Linked DNA regions of Mus musculus: region 1 is linked to region 2. A link is a loop called in an ENCODE intact Hi-C map of the cell type or tissue named here. Cell type or tissue: gastrocnemius. All regions are shown on one strand. Each heading gives the region's core, and the rest is flanking DNA. Links, peaks and the distances in the headings are about the cores only.

Region 1 (11,698 bases), core at 5,510-8,009, 250 kb after region 2:
AACACATAATCTAATAGCTGGAAGGAAAATGTACCTCTTGATCGTGTGCAAGACGTATAAGGGGGGTAGGGAAAACGGGCTCTGGGAGCTCAGAGAAGGGGATGCCAGAGTTTACCTCAAGCGTGAGAAGGGGGCTTTAAAGAGGAGGGGGCGTCTGAGCTGTACTGTCAGTGAGGAACAGGGCTTTGTCCAGCAGAGAAGGAACACCATCTGTGTAGTAGGTGCATGGGCCAGCTTTGTCTCTAGATGTGTAGGAGGCACATGGGTGAGCTTTGTCTCTAGAAACTGCTGGGCTGGCCCAGATCTTTGACCCAAGATGGAGTGACCCAAAACATCAAGATGGATGGCCGATGTAGGACCCAGTAAAGGAAATGGAAACTGAACATTCTACTGTTCTCAGAAGTGTGCTGACCCCTTGCCTCGGCAGAACAGTGTGACCACAGCCTACTGCTATGCCAGGAATCAGAACCTCGCATCAGTTTTACCCTGTAAAACTTCCTCTTTTGCTTTTTGAAGGTTCCCTCTCCCTTATTTCTCTTTCAGGACACTCCCATCCAACTAAAGGCACCCTATGAGGCCCCAAACTGCTTTTCAGCAGGGCTATACTCTCTTCCCTTAGGGACAGCCTGGCAGTTCGGACCCCGAATCAAGCTTTGCCTTTGGGTCTCAGTTGGTTCTGGTGTTCTGATTCTCCTGTTACGCCACACAAAACCCAGAACGAATTCTCTATCGTCCAAGTTGCATGCTGGAAGTCAGAGTCTCTTCAGAGGCTAGATGAGGGGAACAAGCAGGATATAAATGGTTGAGGACCTTCTAGGCCTTGCTAGGATGTACGGATACCTCTCTAGAGATGTTGAGAACTACTGGGAGTCTGAGATGGGAATGTCCGTTCAGATTTATACGTCAGGAAGGCTGGAGGCTGTGTGATCGCCAGATTATATGCTTTCTCTACAACAGCAGTTCTCAACCTATGGATCGTGACCATCAGAAAACATATTTCTGTCGGTTTTAAGAACCCCCAACTATAAATGTATACCTGTAATTTTGCTAATGAGGTGTATGCATTCCTAAAACCTTTAGAAATATGTGTTTCCTGGTGTTTGATGCCCACAGGTTGGAAACACTGGGCTAAAAGCTACTTGAGTAGTAAAGAGTTTCTCTGGCTTTTTTTTTTTTAATAAAAACTATCTCACTCGGAAGCTTGACAAAAGCTATGTACTTATTACCTTCTCAGGCCCTGTGGAATCCCATCACCCTCGTACCCTGTCTCTAGAGTTTCAGAAGCAGATCCCCAAATCCCCAGTCCCCTGGCTCCATGCAGAATCAGGGCCCAGCATCACCAAATAACCAGCCCTGTCCATCTGCATCATGTGTGCTCCTGAGGTGCCTAAGACTTCAGACCTCAACCACAGTGGACATCCTCCCTCAGTTTATACACAGGCTCACAGATCACTGGAGCTTTTAGTAAGCCACAGGAGCAAGGTGCTCCCCATCTGCTTGACTTGAAGAGTTCCAGGAAGTAGAAGTCATAAGCTGCATTAAGAAATTGGGGACCATTCTCTACCCAGCCAATTAGGGCAGAGCTGCCAGGGAAGGGTAGACAGGAAAGCAGGGCTGGTGAGCCAGCGTGAGCAAGTGTGGCCAGTGGGCTTAGGTTGTGCCATTTCTTTACATGCCCCTCAGCAGCCGATATTCTCAGTATTTTCAGGTGGAGATGACCCCCCCCCCCGCGCGCCCATTCTAAGTGAGACTGTACACCCTGAAAATTGTAAAGGCCATCTCTATACAACGGAAATAACTAAAAGGCCTAGTTCCAAATTCTCCTCTTTTTATTTTGTACAATTTTGGGCAAAGCACTTAACTTTCCTTTGTCTCGCTTTCCTTATGTGTAAACCAGCTGGAATATTGTGTACCTGTATTGTCATTAGGCTAGCTAATGAATAATCGTGATCCCATAAAAATGTTTGCTAAATCAATAAAACACATTAAAAAATAAATCAGTGTCCTCCATGAAATTGAGATCACAGTCATCAGCTTGTGGATTTGTTTCAGGGATTAGAGGAGATAATGCGTATGAATCATACGCAGTGTCACTATGAAGGCTCCTTCTCTTCCCTCTGTGTCACCTCCTCACAGTACAGTGTAGAGACTGATGGATGTCCTGAGCTGAACAACATGGCCACAAAATGAGGCAGAATGGTGCTGGACTTTGGACTGTGAATGTCCCCAAAGGCCCATGTGTTGGGGCTATGAAGAGGATGATGAAATTTTAGGAGGTTGGGATCGGTGGGAGGAAATTTTTTTTTGTGTTCTCATAGGCAATTTGGAAACTGTGGGTATTCATTCTTCCCCTTTCGGTCTCTCTGTTTCTCTGTCTGTCGCTCGCTTTCTCTCTCTCTCTCTCTCTCTCTCTCTCTCTCTCTCTCTCTCTCTCTCATTACTATGAAGCAAACAAGAATCCCCAGGTGACACATTCTCACACCATAATATGCTATGGTGCCACAAGCCAAGACAGGCAGAGTCACCTGACCACGAATGGATGCTAGCCAACATCTTGTCTAGAAAGTTGATTGTCTCAGACACGTTGCTACTGCAATAGATGGCTGACTTGCACAAATAAGAAGCTATTCTTGAGAGATCAGCAGTATGTCAGGCTATACACACGAAGATAGGAAACTGAAGGAGACCCCTGTGGGTCCTCCTACCCTGACCATGTGGCCAATCCCCTGTCTCCCTCCATAAACACCATCAACTGAGCCCAGATCCAGTCTGCCTCCGTGCCCTAGTCTCCAGGGATGTGCCTCACGCTGAGCTGATCAGGACCCACTTCCCTGGGATGCTTCATCTTGGAGTTAAAGGGTAGGGGCCCTTCTTTAGTCACAGAACTAGCCAAGAGAGTCTTCACTAAAGGTTGTTGGCAAATAGCCATTCTGTCATTTGGAGAAAATTTATTTATAATAAAGAAAATAAGGAAGGCAATAGCCGGAAGCCCAGCTAATAGATAAAGAATGAAAGAGAGCAAACCAGGTGGAAGGGAAGGGTGGGAAGGGGAAGAAACACGGAGCAGGTAGGCAGATGGGCGATGAGTCTGTGCTCCCAGCTCCATTTATGCCTAAAGCCAGACCCAGCTCTGGGCTGCCCAAATATGGGGATCACTGTGCCCTGTCCCTTGTCCCGGTTAATTGATGCTGTCCTATTGGTTGCAATGAAAAGCTCCTGACTGACTTGGAAGCAAAGCATAGGCAAATCTGCATGGACTGTAGGAATCCCAGCCGTCTAAGTGCCGTCTAAGAGACTGTGACAAAATGCCTGAGGAAAACCAATGAAAGGAGAGGGTTCTTTTGGGGTTCATGGCTTCTAAGGATTCTGTCCATCTGCATGTGTTAGCTCCACTGTTGTTAGGCCTGTGGCAGGGGAAAAGCATCAGGGGAGGAAGCCAAGCTAGAAGGAGCTGTTTACCCCCATGGTAGCCAGGAAGCAGGTGGTGGGGGTAAGAGAAGGGAGGGGGAGGGGGAGGAGAAAAGGAAGAATAGGGAGAGGGAGAGGGAGAGGGAGAGGGAGAGGGAGAGGGAGAGGGAGAGGGAGAGGGAGAGGGAGAGGGAGAGGGAGAGGGAGAGGGAGAGGGAGAGGGAGAGGGAGAGGGAGAGGGAGAGGGAGAGGGAGAGGGAGAGGAGACATAGACACATAGACAAGACAGATTCTTTGAAGCGACTCTGGCCAGCTTGAATGTGGCAAGCATGGCTTGCCCTTCCCCCGCAACACCCCCCCCCCACGACCTTGCTAAAATGTTAGATTACATTTTTATTTGGCCACTTCCTTCTCCTGAGGCTGACAACCAAGGTCCAGCTCTCAAAGTATTGAAGTCCAGCAATAAAAAGCCCCCTTTGGCTCACCTAACTAACATGGCCAATTAAAATTAAACACCCTATCCTAACATCCTTGTATCTTTATAACGTGCCATTTTCCTATATGCCAAGTCTGTCTTCCCTCTATCTAGAGGCAGTCCTTTGTCCCACTTCTCTCTGGGACAACCCCCCCCCCCCTGCACTTGCCCCTTTGCTCCCGTCTCCTTTGCTCGCTCCCCCCTTCTCCCTCTTCCTCTATCTGCTCTCTTTGCCCTGAGTCCCTGCCCTCTGTCCCTCCATCTTGCCCCTTTGCTCCCCTCTCCTTTGCTCGCTTCCCCCTTCTCCCTCTTCCTCTATCTGTTCTCTTTGCCCTGAGTCCCTGCCCTCTGTCCTTCCATCTTGAGGATCTGAGCCCACACTTTTCCTTTCACTCCTCCGGAACATCCAGTGACCTGCTTTATCTGACCAGGCTGTGAGAGTTAATTCTGACAGAACCCAAAACCTGGGTAGAAAGTCTCTGGAAGGGACTATCTAGATCAGGGTGGGCAGTGAACGTGTCTGTGGGGATTGTCTTTAACCAATGTGTATGAAGACCCAGCTACAAAGTAGGCAACAGGGTTCCCTGGTTTGGGCCCTGGACTGTGTAAGACCAGAGAGACCTAGCCTTACATGAGCACTAACATGCATGCATGCACTCTCTTTCTGCTCTTGAATGTGTGTGACATGAATTGCTCCCTCAAGTTCCTGTTTTAACTTCCTACAATGATGGACTACAACCTAGACTTGTAAGCCAAAAAAATCTTGTCTCCCCTAAATTTCTTTTGGAGGAGCGAGCGGTTAGGGTATTTTATCATAGCAACAGAAATGCAATGAGAACATATGGTTACCTATGCTGTCATTAAATCATGAATCCTTCAGTGAATCAATCACTAATTAGGTCAGAGTCTTCAGGGTCCAATTACTTCCTCAAAGACCATTGGTTGTCAATCAGGCCTTAGGTACACAAAACCGCAAGGGGCATTTTAGAGTCACACCATAAGACCTAGGAAACTGTATTCATAAGTATACTGGGGTGAGTGACCGGGAGATGGCAATCAGTTGACAAATGTCATTGGGGTGACAACAGGATGTTTACTTCAAAGTGCTGAACCAGATGTAAGCTTTAGGCAAAGACCTTAAAGGGTGGCTATGATCTCAGTTCTAAGCTCTAGTCTGCTCAAGATTCCAACGAGCAGTTTAGATAAAGGCTCATTAGGCCTGTTTATAAGAACTGTGGCTAGTCTAAAACAACATTATGTAGGTAAACCTCCCTGTGACAGAATCATGAATGACTGACCAGAAATTATGCTAGAAGTTCAATGGGAAAGCACATCAAATATGTTCAGGGTGGGGCTGGGGTCGGGGTGGGGCACACAAGCCTATAATCTCAGTTCAGAGGCTGGGGGCTGAGGCAAGAGGTTCCTGAGTTAGAGGCTGGCTTAGGTTTATAGAGAAAAACAAGACCTTGTCACAATTCCCTCTCCAAGCTGACCAGTCACAGCACAGGCTAATCTACCAGTTTTCTCTTACAGTAACACAGCATCAGAGACAGTTAGCAGAGAAACAAGTCATTTTAGGTTACAGTTTTGGGGATATAGCACAGGGTCTCATGGCACCATGGTTTGGGGTCTGTTGTGGGAGTTCTCCATTATGGCAAGGGCATGTGGTAGGAAAATCTGCTCAGAACATGAGCTACGAATTAGGGAGAAGGTGAGAGACTGGAGGTATGACCGCATCTCCTCAGAGGTTACAGCACCTCCCTACAGCAGCATCCTGGAGACCAAAGCCCCTGTAGACCTTTTGGAAATATTATCCATAGATGCACAACCCATAGCAGTTAGGAAGCACAGCAACCTTCCAAGAAACTAGCAAGCATCAGAGTTGGCTGCAGGTTGAGCGTGATTCCAGAGCATGACGGGGCTGCCAAGAAAGCAAACACAGCCCTGGCAAGCTCACACACACACACACACACACACACACACACAGTGTCCAGGACAGGAAGAAAACCATTCTGTCCCTATCAGAGCACATCTGGAGTACAAAGCACAGGAAGAAGGAATGTCTCCCATAGGAATGACTGAAGAAATAGGACATGGCATTTTAGTCAGAAGAGAAGCCAGGGTAGAGCGCTATTTACCCATATGCACTGCAAGGGCTGACATATGGCCAAGGAAACACCTTATTTTGTGTGATTTCAAAGATCAAGGGACTGAGGATGTGTGGACGTCCAATGGGAGGCAGCTGAGAAGAACGGTGAGGTCAGCGTAGCTCTAACTTCTCCAGGCTGTGAGCGTTGCTGCCCAAAGGGGCTCTTGGTTGTCCTCTGCACCCCTTCCACGTCACCAAGGCAGAGGATCGTACCAGCCCTGAGTGTATGCCAGAGGTGTGCTCTTCAGTTTCATCTTACTATAACATAATTCCAGAAGCCACTGACGTATAAAGGAAACAGGGTATTCCTCAGGAACAGAATAGGACCATAGTGTGGGATACTGAGACTGAAGACAAGATAGGTGGTGTTGGGGAAGCATAGGAAATGGAAAATATAGAAAAGAAAAAATATATAGTCCTGAAAGCCAATCCTTTGCTGGGTTTGCCAATCCTTACAGATGGTTTCAGGAAAATTCACCTTAACAGTCTGTGTCTGGGCTTGAGTGTCTGCTCTGAGAGCGCAGGTGTGGGCTAGCAGCCCCTCCCTCTGCCTGTTACCCTCTGTCGCCTTGCTCCTCACTTCTGCAGCCTCTCTCAAAGAGTCGCCCTCTCCTTGCATGCATCTGCAGGTCACCCACCTCCAGCCTGTCCCAGGGCAACAGCTGTTCTTTCTCTCTGCTGCCACCCTCTGGACAGCCTTGACTTCTTCCAGTGCCATCCTCTGGTGCTCACCTTTCCGGTCGAGGAAGATATGATTTCCCTAGTCTAGCTGATCTAAGAAGGAGAGGGTGCAGATCTTACACCGGAACCTTTGGGTTTAAATGGCGCCCCCCCCCCAACAAATAATGATTTAATGCCTGCTGGCCATACATAATTCTGGGTACTGGAGATAAAATAAGAAAGACAAGGGCTTTGCTCTCATAAAGCGCATATTCTAGATAGAGGAGGCAGATGATAAACATGATTATTTCAGAGAGAGCTTCAGGGCGCGAAGAAAATAAATCGGGGGGGGGAACCCAATGGGAAACATAAAGTGGTGGTCAGAGAAGCCTCTTTATAGATGCGACTTAATACCCAAGACTTAGAGGGGATGAATCAGTCATATGGAAGTCTAGGAGCAAAACTATGTCCCTTGGTGTTTCTTCCCATTTGCTTTCAGAGAGTGATTAAGAAGCCCAGAGAGGCGAAGAGGAGAAGTGGGTGGGGCGGCGCAGAGCACCTGGCCATTATTTTCAACTGGATCCTGATTCTAGCTCCACCCACTTCCTCCTCCCCTCCCCCAACTCCACCGGATGCCTGGTTCCTGAAAGTCTCCTCTGATCTCTCTCACACAAGTTGTAAACCCTAGAACCTGCGTGCCGCCATCCTTTCTCTAAATTTCCATGGTAGTTTGAGCATGTCAGATACCTGGAGCTTGCTGGCAAAAGACTTGGGGCGGGGGGCCTGTAGGGGGGCGCTTCACTCCTTGCCTCGACCTGTCTGAGCCTCAGAAGACCTTTGGGAAGATGGGACATTTTATGCCAGCAAAGATTTACCAGCATCTTATGGAGTTTTTGTGAGAGTCTAATTCTAGATGTTCTGAGGTAGATGAATTAGAGAAAGAGATGAGGTGGGGACACACACACACACACACACACACAGACACACATACACACACGCGCGCATGACTCTAGGTAGGTAGACTCCACTCCACTAACTGCATGCTCCTGAGCATGCCACGTGGCCTCAGTTTCCCTCACAATCACATGGTAAGGACTTACTTGCCTGCCAGTATTTAAGGAGGAGAAACCAAGAGCTTTCTCTGCAATTGAAGAAGCGCAGATCACTTCCAGTGCTGGAGGGAGAACAGCACTGGACTTACCAAGAAATGCCAGCTTCCTTCTCTTCCCCGCTAATGGAAATATTTGGAGAGGCACATAAATCAGACCAGACTGGGGCTGCTCTCCGTGGTGTATGCAATGCACTGTTTCAAGGGATCGTGAAGGGATAATTTTGACTTAAGTGATTTAGACTTTCCATATGCCTCTCGAATCTCAGCCTTGGGTAGGATAGGTAGTCACTGCATTCAAATTATTTTGTTCATTTTTATTCTGAATGTCTACCCTGTGGCTTTTTCTTTTCTCATCCCACACGTGGCCATTGCTTTCTTGGTCTTTTTACTTCTTCCTTCCCTCTTTCCTTCCTTCCTTTTCTTTTTTCTGATTCCTCCTTTGTTGAGGGAAAAGTAAGATGGAATAGGCTGCCTATGCACACTTACATAAAGACAACATTTTCATATGCACAGACTCACACAAACCACGCACACATACTTACAAACACATGTCCTATACCTCTTTCTCTGTCTATGGATTCAGCCGGAACATCAGCTCAGAGCTGCACAGAGCCCATCTAGAAACCCTTCACTGAATTCTCATTCATGGAAGGAGTATGACTTTCATTAAAAGCCTGGGACAGGCTGAGAGGTGGCTTAGCTGTTAAGAGCTCTGGCTGCTCTTTCAAAGGATCTGGGTTTGGTTTCCAGCAACCACGTGTTAGCTCACAGTTGTCTCTAACTACAGTTCCTGAGGATCAAATGCCCTCTTCTGGCTATTGCAGGCACTGCATGCACATGGTACACATAACATATGCAGGCAAAACACTCAAACACAAAGATTTTTTTTAAGCAATTAAAAAAAGAAAACAGAGCACTTTTTAATTCAGTGGTTCTCAACCTTCCTAATACTGTGACTGTTTAATATAATTTCTCGTGTTATGGTGACCCCCCCAATCATAAAATTATCTTTGTTGCGACTTCATAACTGAAGTTTTGCTACTGTTACGAATTGAATGTAAATGTCTGTGTTTTCTGCTGGTCTTAGGTGACCCATGTGAAAGGGTCATTTGACACCAAAGGGGTTGCAACCCACAGATTGATAAACACTATTCTACTGATTGTTCCCCCGAATCTATTTTTCCTTAATCTTAAAAAAAAATAAAATAAACCCCTCTCCTCAACACGATATGCTACATGGAGCTTGGATGTGAGAGCAAGTTGGCTACAATGATCCTTGGAGAGAGAGGTCCAATAAAGCAACCTGAAGCTCAGTTGTGTTGGCTAGCATCCAATAGAAAGACACATATGTAAAATGGGTGAAATTAATGTTAGCAACATATGCTCTTTAACTTGACTGATATATATATATATATATATATATATGTATATATATATATATATATATTTCATTTTAATATAGGATCCACTTGAAAGTTGTTAATAAGAGCCATGCACGAATTCACATGACCCCTTCAATAACATTCCAGCATATCTTATCTCAGACTATCATACATACGGTATGTAATGGTCTTGCTGTGGTAGCAGCTACCTGTTGGTTAGCAGAGACCTAGAAGAGGGAAGAGCAATGAGGCAGAAGGAGCCTGGGTTCCTGCCTGACACTGTGAAGTCTCGGCTGGCTTTCCATTGATCTCAGCTGAAATCATTTGTTTGGGGGTCTCTTAGCTTGGTTATGTCTATTCTGTAAAGACTGTAAATGAGTGATGTGGTAGTAAACTTCCCGGGCACCTGTATCTCCTGCTAGCCTATGGTTCCGGTTAAAAGAGTCGGCTGGGATGGGCTTACCTGGGCTTGAGAAAGCGCTCAGGTTGTAAACTTTGAAAAACTTAAATTAGATATGCCTTGCTTTATATGTTTTGATGTTTCCTCACTGCCTGAAACACAAAGCCATAAGCAACCTTTATAATCTTTAAACATTGGACTTGAGGCAACTTTTGAATTCTGTTTTCCCTTCTGAGTTTTCCAGACAGGTTCTCACTATATATCTCGAAGTTGTCTTCAAACTTATGATCCTCCTCCCTCAGCTATTTTTTTTTTTTTTTTTTGATGCCTGGGATGTGAGCACGTGCACGGTATCCTTTGGTTTTTATTATCAGTTTGAAGTAAATGTTTATTAAAGGGGGACAATAATTTAGAGTTTAAAAATCACATAATAAAAGGAAGGAATAATACAAGAACAGGAGAGAGATGGGATCGCTCTTTAGAAAAGCAAACCACAACAAAAGAAATCATTTATTTAAGAGGGTCTTTCCCAGCTTAAGTTTCTCAGCTCCTACATACATTATGCTCAAATACAAGCATCTGCAAGCCTAGTTATAAAACAACTGCATGTAAATGAAACAACTTATCAGGTTAGGTTTTGTCCCCCACCTACTTTGCCTTCTCATGAAGAGAATCCATTCAAGACTGAGGAGGTCCTGCATGGCCTAAACTGAACCTCTGCTTATGGGGAAAGGCAATACTGAAGTCTATTTAAAAAGGAAGACAGAAGGAGGAAGTGCTGGAAGACTCCATTGCTTTATGACTCTGTGTCCCCTGGTGTGATTGCCAAAATTTGTTGACTCAGTTCCCCTTCAAGGAAGTCTCACTACTCAGAAGGCTGAGGCTAGCCCAGTAAACTGCTTCTACTCCCAAGTCAGTTAAGAGTTGGCATAGAGGACTAGTGAAGAGCTGGGTCCTGTCTCACACTTTGACTGTGAGGAGCCTTTCTGGTGCTCAGTTTCATCTATAAAACAGGAACAGAATAAACTGCAGGACTGTGAGGAACAAGGGAGCCGAGTGAGGAGAAGTTAGCACAACGTCTTCTCTGTTGTTAGAATCCTCTCATAACATGTATCTCTGTGTATTTATATATGTGCACACACAAACATACACGCTGTACCCACTGTGTGCTGACCTCTTTAATCCTTATTTCCGGTCCTCATGATGCTTTGGGGGTGCCCTCCCCCCAAATGCCCTCACTTTACAGACAGGGAAACTGGTTTAGAGACATGTCATGGATTGCCTGCAGTCACATAGTAACTATGAAGAAATCCCATCATGAACGTTTGCATCATGAAATCCTATGTATTTTCTAACAGGCTGAGGTCCCTACTCACACTGGCAGTGTGTGTCCCAAACTGGGACAAAGAAGAAACGGCAAAGCTGCCTTGGAGGTCCCCAACCCTCTGGGTGTAGAATAAATCCCCCAATTATGCCTGCAGTTGGGCTAGCTTTTGAAATCTCTTGAACATTCTTTTCCCATCAAGTTCCTTGAAATTTCCCCTTTAAAGAGCATCTAGAAAAAGACACTCTCGTCAGCCTGACTTTATTTTCCCAATAAACAGACCTTGCTCAGACAAAAGAGCCTCCTTGATTTTCAATCAATTCGTGAACATTTCAGCTGATTTCCTGCTATTTGGCTTGAAATTGTGATCTGGGAAAGGCTGGCTCTGTAAACTGTCGCCCTAGAAGAGAAGCCCCTGGAGTATCCTCAACTTGTTATTTTTAATCACTGTAATCGCCTTTCAAAGGAGGCTCTGGTCAGAAACAGAGCGGGCCTTTCAGAGCTTTCTAAAGCACAATTATAGCACTGGGGTGGGGGGCAGCTAGAGGAAGAGGGAGGGAGGGTAGGGAGCAGGGGTGGGAGAGAAAAGGAAGTCAGACCCGCACTAGCTAGTTGGAGAAGGCTGAATGACCGCCCCAAACTCACCCAGGCTGTGGGGAAGAAGCGCCATGATTCAATTTGTTAAAATAGGGACCTTTTTATTCAAGTCTAGAATAGCCAAAGGCAATGGGGTGGGGGGCAATGGGGCACAGATGCTATTGGATGACAGACTGAAATAAAGGGCACAGA
Region 2 (11,698 bases), core at 3,346-5,845:
GACCCTGGTGAGCTAACTGAATACATGTGTATCTGGTGGTGACTGAACTGGCCTTAGTGTCTCTTGGTCCTGAAGATCCTGCTCACCATTTGGGTCTCAAAGCTCTTATTCAAGACTACCCACCTGCGTATGTTGAATAAGAATAGCCCCCCCCCCCCCCAGGCTCATCTATTTGAATGTTTGGTCACCAGAGAGTGGAACTGTTTGGGAAGGGTTAGGGGGTGTGGCCTTGTAGAAGGAGGTGTTCTACTGGGGCGGGCTTTGAGGTTTCAAAAGCCTACACCAAGCCCAGTCCTTCTCTCTCTGTCTCCTTTTGGACCAGGACTTTTAGCTACTTCTGTAGCACTGTGCTTGCCTGGCAGTGTGCTCCCGTCTGTGATGGCCATGGACTAGCCTTTTAGTTTCCAATTAAATGCTTCTTTTATAAGTTGACCTGGACATGGTGCTTTGTCATGAAGATAGGACAGTGACTAAGATACCTACTGCAGACATGCCTGTCTTTCTGTATGATTAGGCACAGATGGGAGAATTCCTCTGGATTGTGGGTCAGTGGTTCCAATAACTTCTTTGTGTATGTGGCATGCACAGGTGTAGAAAGAGTATGTGCATGTGTGCTGGGAACATGTCTGTGTGTATATACAGAGGCTGGAGGACAACCCCAGGTGTGGTTTCTCATGTGCTGTCCAGCTGTCCTTTTGCAGGGGTGGGGGCGGATAAGATTTCTGTGTCTTGGAATTTGCCAAGTAGGCTAGGCTGGCTGGCTAGGAAGCCTCAAGCATTCACCTATTTCTCCCTCCATTAAGTTGGGATCATAAGCATGTGGTATTACACCTAACATTTGAACTTGTACTTTTCTGGCTTGCTGACTAAGCTCTCTCTCTAGCCTCAGCAGTTTGTCTGTCAGTCTCTCTTTCTCTTTCATTCAATAGAGACAGGGTTTCTATGTATAGCCCTAGCTTGGACTTGCTAGCTCTTGTAACTCGCTCTGTCGATCAGGCTGGCCTCAAACTCAGAGATCTGCCTGCCTCTGCCTCCCAAGCCCTGGATTAAAGGCGTGTGTTACCACCATCCTACAGCCTGGGAACTGTGGCGCTACCCATTCAGCTTTGTATTGAGTGACTGCTCTGTCTTGCAGTGCCTGTCTCACATCCTTTGGGAATGTTGCCCTCCCCCCCCCTTTCCATTGCCACACAGACTACCCCACTCACTGTCTCCCCATCTCCATAAGTATGTAATTTCAGAGACGGTTATTCATCTCCTGAAGGCCACAAGTGTCAGGATTCACAGTGACAACCTAAGGAGACAAATCTCCTACGGAATCTAGAGCGTTAGGAACCACCCTGACTCCAACCTAGCACGAACTGGTACTTATATATCTGACAGACATAACCTTCTTGTGTGATGGTGAATCTTCATGTCAACTTAACTGGCTTGTGAATCACCTAGGATACCAGGTTCTCAAAGGTGTTTCCAGATCTTAATTGAGGACCTCCCTGAATGTGGGAAGGAGCATCCATGGGCTGGCACCCTTGACTGAATGCAAAAGGGGATAAAGGAAAAGTGAGCTGAGCCTCACTCCACAACTCCGGGTTTCCTGGCTGCAGATGTCCTGTGACAGGCATCTCACGGTCCGGTTATTGCACCTTTCCTGTTAAGATGAACAGTATCTCCCGAAGCCATGAGTCAAAAACACACCTTTCCTTTCTTAGGTTCCTTTTGACCGGGTTTGGTTACAACAAGAAAAGTAGCTAAGACATCACTCAACAACCAGCCCTCACAGAAGCTTTTTCAACCAGTGTGGCTGCTTAAAGACTTCAAGGGATGGAAAAGCCAGACTCCCAAACGCCTTGCCCTCAGTTGAGTAGCACGGCAATTCTGACTGCACAGGATATAGGAACAATTTTTTTTTTAAGCATCTTTAGATATAACTTGCCCCTTTCTCTTATCTAGGACGAGAAAATTCCCCCCAGGCTCTTCAGTGCTTCCATGAGGGAATTTTCCCCCATTCTCCCAAACTGCTTAGCACCGCTGACCTACCTTCATTCACTGATCTGATATGTCATTCAGAATTTCCTGTTTAATGTCATTTTCTCCCCAGTCTATAGAGTAGAGGCCATTTTGGGGGTATTTCAGCTACAATTCCTTGCCTGGCACAGATCTTACCATGCAATGGGCTCCTTCCAAATGTTTGTTGAAATAAATGAATTAATCTAGGAAATGAATGTGGAGCTTTCCTATTTCCTTTGACCTTCAAATTTAATTAAAGGTCGCTTCAAAGTATTTATTATTTCTCTTATAAAAACCTTACTTAAAATAATGAAATGGATAAGCATATGTGTGACTTTTTCTTAGGAAGTGCTAGCCAGAACCAGGGCTCTTTAATTTAATCGAACTTTAATAAAAGTTCTTATTTATGCTCTCTTAGGTGCCAGGTCTTCCACGACGATATGACATTCTGCCAATTTGGTGGCCTATTTTTCTTTTATCTAAGATTTACATGTGAATTTTTTCTTTTTTAAGCAGGGAGACTTATTGCATGCCACAGTATATGACAAATTTAATTAAAAATAATATGATATTTCGAAGTAGAACAGAAATTAGTGGGCCAGAGTGGAGAGAGAGGAAAGGCTGGACACCAAGTGCTGTCAGACTGAATCAACTAAAAAAAACAAAACAAAACAAAACATCAGATTTGCAAGGAACACCATACAGCTCTAGAACCCAATATCCAGACTGTAGAGAAATGTCAAACATTTAAGAAAAGTGTCTACTAAGAAATGTTACTTTTCAAGGTGGGGATAAAAAGAAAAGAAGAGAAAAGAAATGTTTCCTTTCTCAGATTTGAAACAGGAAAAGCAACCACAAAAGAAACAGATTGAATTAACATCAGTTAACACTTGTGGGTAATGACCAGAACTGCTTGGTATTACAAATCTTAAAACCCCCCAAATCTGAAGCTTCCTGAGCGGTAACATGAAACCCAAATAGGGAGTTCCACGCTTGACCCCACACGATGGGTCACAGGCAAATGGCAGATGCATTCAAATATTGTGCAAACGTATTCTCCTGTAAAAGGTGTGCATGCAACCTGTCGCATGCTGAAATTTGGGTCCTGTCACCGAGGCATGTCATTATATCTATACACAAATATTTCAAAATGTAAAAGTCTCCATGGACCCTCTCGTTCTGGCTTTCTGCCACTGCCACTGACAAAACATTGGAGAAAAATGTCTTTGAAGAAGAAAAACTTGTTTTGGCTAATGGTGTCAGAGATTTTAATCCATGGTCACCTGACCACATTTCCTTGTGACTGGGCAGCGTAGTGCACCATGGTGGGGCTACAAGAAGGTGGTGAGGGGTGGGGTGGGTTGGGGTGGGGTGAGGGGTGGGTGGATAGGTGGGTCCTAGCAGATGTTCCAGGCACACACCTCCACAGGCCTAACTTCTTTCCATCCTCCCCTGCCCCAGAGTTTCGCTGTGTAGCCCAGGCTGTCCTAGAACTCACTCTGTTGACCAGGCTGGCCTCAAACTCAGAGCTCCAGCTGCCTCTGCCTCAGAGTGCTGGGATTAAAGGTGTGCACCACCACCAGTGAGCCTTTTTACCAAGTCTTAAAGTTTCCATCACCTCTTAAGAATGCCACAGCTGGAGACCAAGCCTCTAGCTTTCTGGAGGGCACCTAAGATGTGAATCAGAAGACCTCTGGTGCCAAGAAAAATAAGAGTGTCATAAAAGTGTCCCCATCCAGCATAATTGAAAAGTGTCAGCATCTACACAGTGATAAGCCACATCTCTGAGAAAAAGACCCAGTCCTAGTAAAGTTATGAACAGTTTACACACACATAAATTAAAAATAAATATGTACATGAAGAAATGTCTTTCCTGACCTCTGAGAGGGTGAGGTGCATGGGATGAGGGCAGAGAAGCGAGTGCTTTTAACCCCACCTTTCCTTGTAGTTACTAAACCTGCAATATGGGACCAGTGTATTTAACTGTGAAGAAATGGCTTCTCATTGGTTCCTGACAGTACAGTGCCTCATTTTCAGCAAAACTTCCCAAAATACCACAGAGGAAAAGAGGCGAGAGATGATTTTATGATCAATCTACACTCTGGTCCTTGCCTTCTAAGTTACAAATCCTCACCAGTGAGACCTACCTAGTAATAGTTTTTAAAAGGTTTTACTTTGGTCTCAATTTGTTTTCTCAAGTGCAGGAACTCTATTAAGCCACTAGGGGGCGCCCAAGCCATTCATTAGACTGAAGCACGGTGCTGGCGGATCAGGGTTTGTCAAGTTTTTGCAACATTAGTTTCTAACCAGAAGGTATTTGGGATTCCAAGTCCATCTGGACATGCAGATCTACCACCTGCTCAAGTCCGAGTTCCTTTACTACCCCACGGGCGTCGATGGACCCAGGTGACTCTTGCTAGGAGGAGGCAAGAGGGACCTCGGAATCCGAGGGCTGTTTCTGGTTTCATTTCTGGAGAAGTAGACCCAGTCTTTGCACCGCTGATCTCACAAACACCGGCCATTGTCTAAGCAAGAGATAACCAAGAGGAATGGGTGGGAATAATTTAGGGGGAATGCCAGTCCTTTCCAGGAGATGAATATCTTTGAAAGTTCCGGTAATTCTTAGCATTCAGACCACCCTGGAGTAGTGCAAATTCACAATGATTGCAGGAACTGTTTCTCACTTGTGTTTGCAAAGAACCAGTGAAGGATGCGGCTTTGCTCGGAATTCGTCTTTCCCTGTCTCTACCCGAACATTGGGCTGTCAGGGCTCTGGCTTGATTTATTGAATCAAACATGTCACCGTTGATTCGTTCATCCGCTCCTGCCCTTTGAGAAGGGGTGCTGGGAATGCGGATGAAGACTGCTGAGAAAAAAAGTCAGTTTCAACAGGCAGTGCTTTGCAAAGTAGGTCACCCTGGCTTTTCCACTGGGTGAAGAGGCTGGAATCCCATTAACCTCCATCAGACTTGCAGGGATGGGGATGGGGGGGGGGGGGAGAATGGGGGTGGTGGGGGGGCGGGGTTGTTAGTGCAAAACAAAACCTGGCTTCGTGCAGGCTTCCTAATTTGACTTCCTAATGAGATTTGGAAAGGAAAGGGGAATAGAGGGTTTGGGAAAATCAAAGGAAAATTCCTTTCCCTAAATGAGCCCATAGTGTGGGGTGGAAAGGTTTGGGCTGTTTGTGAACTGAGTGTTTGCCATCAATTAATTTTTTGTTTTTTCTTTCTTTCTTTCTTTCTTTCTTTCTTTCTTTCTTTCTTTCTCTCTCTCTCTCTCTCTCTCTCTCTCTCTCTCTCTCTCTCTCTCTCTCTTTCTTTCTTCCTTCCTTCCTTCCTTTTTTTTTATCTTTGTTTCCACTGGGTCTCAGAAAGTCTGAGGGGCAGGTAAAGTGTGGGAAGGTATTCCCCATATAATACTTCTTTCAAATTTCAACATGTCTTTCACCCGTTGGAAGTAACACACACACACACACACACACACACACACACACACACAGAGAGAGAGAGAGAGAGAGAGAGAGAGAGAGAGAAACAACCCCGTCACCAAAACCTAAAACACCTCCAAGCCACCAAAACACACACACACACACACACACACACACACACACACACACACACACACAAATCCAACTCGATTTTCTTCCCTTCTGCGTCACAACCAAGTCAGACTTTGTCTTCTACAGCAGGGTTAAGGTTTCCCCTGCTGCATGCAGGGTTCTCCCATCCCACAGCAGAAGGGCACAGTGGCTTAGTGTCTGTGACTCTATTGACTGACTTCATGCTGGGTAGGGCCTAGCTGGCTGTGTCCCTCAGTCTTCCCTGGGTTCCAGGGAGCTACTCTTTCCTTGGGCACCTTTGTGCTGTTCTCTTTTGGTTTCATTTGAAGCCAAGGCTTTACCATGAAGAGTGGGGGCTCTTGGGGGCTCTGTCCTAAGCCTTATTCTTAACCTCCACACCCCCCCACCCCCGCGCTGTCAAGTGACCCTGGTTTTGGGCAGTCTCTGATTTACCCTTGACTCAGTTATGCATCTGCAGAGACTCTGAACCCTGAAATTCAGAGCTAGGTCCTAACTGGGCACTTGGCCTTCACCTTTTAGGGCATCTTAACAACATGTCATAGGCAGAGCTGCTCTCATGGGCTTTCCCATTAACCTTCATCTAATGACCTCAGTCATGGCAGGGTTCCCAGTTCCATGACTGGGCCAGCTCCACACCTGAGAAGCATTTGACCATTCTGCCTCCCTCACTTCCCCCTCAGTCTGTCTCCACAGCTGTCAGCCTGACGGGCTACTGCTCACCTCTGCACCTGTCTGCTCCCCGCTCCTACCCACCCTCCCTTCAGAAGTGGCCCACACCTCTCTCCTGGCTCTGTGCAGCTGCCTGCCTGCACTTCCCACCTAATTCAGCGTTTCATATCGGAACCTTGACATGGCTATTGCCTTTTGATTTTCAAATGCTGTCTGATCACAGTCTTCTGCTGAAAACTCTTCAATAAGTGTTTTAAAATAAAAATGAAAACAAGCTTTTTCTTCTGTTGGTACAGAGGACTGGATGTCACAAGGCTATTGTCACACAACTATATAATGTCCCTTGACCATGTTTCTCCTACTCCAACCTCCTGACCACCCTACCACTCTTAAATTTTTCATGTTGCATAACTTGGCTCCACACAAGGGCTCATCTTTGATTTCTGCATCTAGTTACGCAGAAACTAGAAGCCTTTTAACGCTTTGAAAGTGCTATCCTCCTCTTCATCCTGACCTAGCCAGGACTTTCCCTTACATATAGGTTACGTTCGCTAAATATCTTTCCCCACTGAACTGCAGGCCCCCGGGAAGAGTTCCGTTCACCACAGTATCCCCATCCCCCTCGATGGAGCCATTCTTCGGATCTTAATAAGTATAGACTGAATCAATGAAGTGTTTAGGTTGTCATTGCTTGACGGATTCGGGGTAAAGCGGAGGTCGGATTTTGTTTCCTGTCATTGTGAGACAAGAGTCAATTTATTACTGATATTATGCTATTAATTTCAGGCTGATTAAAAGCTTGACTAGAAGAAAGAAGTGTGTTAGAAAGTGAGAAAATGAGTCTGAGGAATCTTGTTATGAAGGGAGGAGGTGGGTTAGGGCCCGTCATCTGGATATGTCCGATATTCCTGTTCTGCTCTCAAATGGACCAATGCCCTCAAATGCGGGCCCGTCACAGAGGGGGCACAACTTTATCAGGGTCACCATGAGAGGAGACAGAGAGAATTCCTCTCAGTACCCGCTGAGGTACCTGGGCTCTTGTGGATGTTGATTGGGAAAGACACCCCTCCCTTCCTGAATGCACATTTTGGGGATAGGAAGATGCTAAGAAGAGGGAACACAGCAGGTCTGGATTCCTAACAGATCACCTATAACAGCATAGTTGACGAATTGGATTATGGGAAACTATGGAATGCGCTGAAGCAGGTTAGGAAGGAAAGGTTGGTGCTCGCTTGACTAGCTGGGGGTGGGGGGGGGGGGAGCCAGGTAATGACCGGCTTTCGGAAGAGTGAGGAGACCGCGCAAGGCTTTGTGAGCCACTGCACCTCAGATGTTTTCCCGCACAAAGAGGAGTAGAGTTCCTTGTTTGTTGGTGATTTTTCTTTTTAAATAGTATCTTACTGTATAGCCCCACTTAACCTAGAACTTAGCTACGTAGACCAGGCTGGCTTCAAACTCAAAGAGATCCATCTGTTTCTGGCTCCCAAGTGCTGGGACTTAAGGCACGCACTACCCAACATGCACAGTTAAGAATAGGGTGAAGACAATGTGAGGAGTTCCATTTTGGAAACGAGGAGTTTAAGTTCAATAAGGGCCATCTATGGAAAGGTACTCCTCAAACTGATCTCTCTCTCTCTCTCTCTCTCTCTCTCCTCCCTCTATCCTATCAATCCTATCTATCTATCTATCTATCTATCTGTCTGTCTGTCTGTCTGTCTATCTATATGTCTAATCCATCCATCATCTAGTATCTATAATTGGTCATCTACCCACCCATCTGGGATTATGATAGTTTGAAACTGGCAGCATCCCCTTGGACCATCAAAGTCTTCAGGGCAGATAAACTCTTCAAGGGACATAGCTGACAGAGACAAGAGAGGGTCTGAGAACTGAGACCAGTACAGATGTGGTTTCCCATGAATCAGGATCGCTTAGAGTGAGCTCAAGAGAACATGCCATGGTTAATCAGTTGGGTCTTCTGTGGTGGATGGAGGAACTGGTGAAGCAGAGGCCAAACCTGTAGTCCCAAGAAGACAAGGTTTCCCACATGGGCAATACTTCCTTGGCTTGCTCATCTGAGAGTTATTGCTAACTTTAATGGCACAACCAATATTAAGTGACCATGAGCTAAGTGGCTTCTAGGACAAGGCTAGGATGAGACAGGGAGGACAAGTGTCTGTTTGCTACTTACACATTGACAGGCTGCCAGGCTGGCCACTGGGCTTTGGCTTTGATGACAGTGAGGACTTCATCACTCTGCAAGAGAACCACACATGGTTAATGTAGAGAGCTGGGCTTCTGGCAACAGGAGGAATTTAGCACGGTGACGGTTGTCTGTTCCCTTTTTATTTCTTCATGTGCTGTGAGCCATTTCATGCCAGCTACACTAGGAGGTGGCACTGAGTGTTCCTAGTCTGGCTATGGATAATCCCACTCAGTCACACCTTGGTTCTTTAGTCTAGCCCATCCCCCACGAGATCGAGCTGTGACCCAGAGTTCACCTCTATTGGCTAGACTTCCCTATTTGTTCAGCATAAAGGGCTGAGTCACAAGCTTAGGGTTCAGACACAGAGACCAGGCCAACACTCGTCATCCAACTCTGTAAGGCAGCCAACCCTTCAACCAGAGTACTTGTCACCCTGAGCCACTCTCCTGCTGTAGAGACCCTTTCCCCCCAGACAAGGAGGTCAGAACAAAGCCCTCCGACCTAGTCCCTTTGTGGCTTCTGCTCTATTTTGATTAGACAGTGTATAGACCATCATTAAGTTATGGGGCACCTCAAATAACTTCTGAGAAAGAATTTGAGAATGAATATTTTGAAGGCAAACATTATGTGGTCATCATGAGACAAAGATCGGAATCCTACGGATCTTGCTTGACTTGACACTGAGATTCAGTTGGATTTTTACTCTTGGTTACACTTCCAGTGAAGGGTGTCAGGAGCAGTTTGCATAGCTCAGATTCATCCTTAATGGAGATCTCCTCTGACTGGAGTTGGCTGGCTCCAGTAGCTGCCTACCCCTGGCTTGGGCCCAGTAGCTCAGACACTATCAACCATAACACATAGGGAAAATACAATGTCACCAACTGAGGCGGGGAAGAGCTGGGCTGATAACTGTACAGAGCTCCAGGTTGGGATGGGGGTGGGGATGGGGGTGGGGATGGGGGCAGAGCCTTGCTTGGCTGCCCCATAGCTACTCCCCAGACCTCAGAGCCATACTCAGCAGTAGGTGCCTAGAATTTATTGGTGAACATCTCCCTGGGACTCCAAGAGCAGTCACTATGAAAGCTGAAAGTATGGAACCAGAGGAGTCCCCCAGACAAACATTATAAAAACCTTCCTCTATCTGAGGACCTTGACTACAAACGGGGAAGGGTCATGCATAGGCCTCTGAGAGGAAGTGGGGCTTTATCTAGAGCCAACTCAGTCTGGACCTCTGGTGGCTTGGGTTGGGTGAGCAGAAGGGCAGGAGGTGGGACAAAGACTGAGTTCACAGCCTCTTTCTGCTTTCCTTAGGCTGCGTGTGTGGAGGAAGGAATCACTGGGACTGTAGACAACCACACACTCAGGAGTGAAGACAACCACATGCACACACAGGTCTTCAGGAAAAGCATGTCCTGGCCTCCTGAGTGGTTCCATTTATCCTAGAGGATTTGTGTGTTTGTTTACAATGTGTCTTTTGGGGAGGGGCTAACAGGCGCTGTCCACCACAGAGTCAAGACACAAGACGGGCCGGCTCTGCATCTCCTACGATGTCCTCATGGGGCCCTCCTCGGCCTCTGGATCCACTCCAGAGGGCCCATCTGTACCCAAGTCACACACACTAGATACCTGAGCATCTGAGGAACATTGCCAGCTCCCTCTATCTCTTGCCACTCGTCCCAGACAGGACCCAATACCCTCTGCATTCATATCCACAAATCTGGCCGAGCTATTCCCCACCCTGAGCCATCAGCAGCTCTCCATGGACATGTCTTCTTTACCGTGCTTGGACCACATGGATCCCCCACCCCCGCACTCCCCCCTAATCCCCAATAGCATGCACTTATTGTGGAACATTTTCGGCATCTCGGGAGCATACGATGTAAATGTTGAGTGCATCCTGCTTCAGCATCTACCCTGCCTTTGTCTCCTTCTCCTCCCCCAGAACGTCACAGCTTCATATGCATCTTTCCAGGCCTCGTATTATGCATATGCAACAATGGGCGTGCTTGTGTGGACTATATATACCTTCCCTCACAAAGCCCTCATTGTACGGAATCTTACCTTGCACCCTGCCTTTTACCCTTTTCTTTAACATTGCATCATGAGAGATTTTCTTTCAGAACATTCTATAGCCTCCATAGAATATATACCAGACAGCCTAGCTCGAACTTAAAATTTTCAAGTGCTGAAAATCTTCAAATCATGGTGAGAATGAGCCAGTTCACAACATCGACATAAGCCCAAGAGGCTAGATCTGAGTAACAAGATGCTGTCTCCTGAGAAATACCTCACTAAAGAAATTAAATCAATGTGGGTGGAGTTGAGGTAGCTATGGAGCCAGCTGGCCCTACAGATTCACCTTGCTTTACAATTAAATCATGATTTTTTGGGTCCTAGCTAATGACATATTGATTTTGCTTCTGCTGTATATTACCCAGCGACAGTAGTCCAGACTCTCCATTACTGCTTTATTTATCTACATCATTTTCGGTGTACAGATGTTCTTAGGATGCTGGGTCCATGTGTGTGGGCAGGACAGCTCCTTGCTGTAAATGCTTTCATCTGGAGCTTATGCTGTGAGGTTTATCTACAGCTTCCAGTCGGTCCCTTTTTGTAATAATTCATGTTATTTACTGAAATAAGAAGGAGGTATTTGGGGACATTCGTTTTACATATGAAATCCACACCTTTATATATATAAAAAATACATACCTGAGAATGCAACCCCTTACCCTTACAAGGCTGGGGCAGGAGGACATTGAGTTAGAGGCTAGCCTAGGCTATGTGAGGAGATTCTATCACCATCTATCCAACTAAACCCACAAACAAGCAAGCAAACATGCCCCTGCCAAGCTTACAAACCAACCCCTAAATATTTTTTGCTGAGCACCAAGTTTTTATGATATGAACTGAATCCTACAGCAATGAGATAGCCTGACTTATTCATAACCATATCCAAATAGCTGGAGACCCATGGGCACTCGGAAAATGATGCATTCCTTTCCCTTTTTTTATTATTTACTTAATTTTTCTTTTTGAAGATTTAAAAAATTTTTACAAACAGGCTTTAAAGTAAATATCCAAATATTTATAGTATGTGGATATAGTATATATAGGATGCCTTATCTTTTGATTTTAGTGTTTATGTGCATGCGTGCATGCAAGTGTGAGCGTGTCAGAGTCCTTGGAACTGGAGTTGTACAGGTGCTGGGAACTGAACTTAGCTCCTGGGAAGG

Evidence for each region. Hi-C counts contacts between places; a loop is a spot of excess contacts. Peaks named below come from ENCODE experiments on the same cell type or tissue, not always from the same donor. Only the 100,000 strongest peaks of a DNase experiment are listed, where the experiment ranks them.
Region 1: a loop joins it to region 2, with 9 times the contacts of the local background. A loop is called at or near these places in 28 of 42 quality-filtered maps.

The regions. Positions count from the first base shown.
Region 1 is chr7:113,769,237-113,780,934 of GRCm38, reverse strand. All of the region lies in intron 1 of Spon1 (spondin 1, (f-spondin) extracellular matrix protein), which reads right to left. Among named protein-coding and RNA genes, the nearest start is that of Spon1, 9.1 kb to the right of the region's middle. In gastrocnemius, for the core only: a CTCF peak has its summit at 6,720 (motif pointing left); DNase peaks (open chromatin) are centred at 5,825 and 6,697.
Region 2 is chr7:114,013,541-114,025,238 of GRCm38, reverse strand. Spon1 (spondin 1, (f-spondin) extracellular matrix protein) reads right to left here. Exons shown (of 16, transcript NM_145584.2): 7 at 8,448-8,512. Among named protein-coding and RNA genes, the nearest start is that of Gm51454, 17 kb to the left of the region's middle. In gastrocnemius, for the core only: no CTCF peak of the experiment used is centred there; DNase peaks (open chromatin) are centred at 3,507, 4,334 and 4,776; H3K4me3 peaks cover 975 bases; H3K27ac peaks cover 785 bases.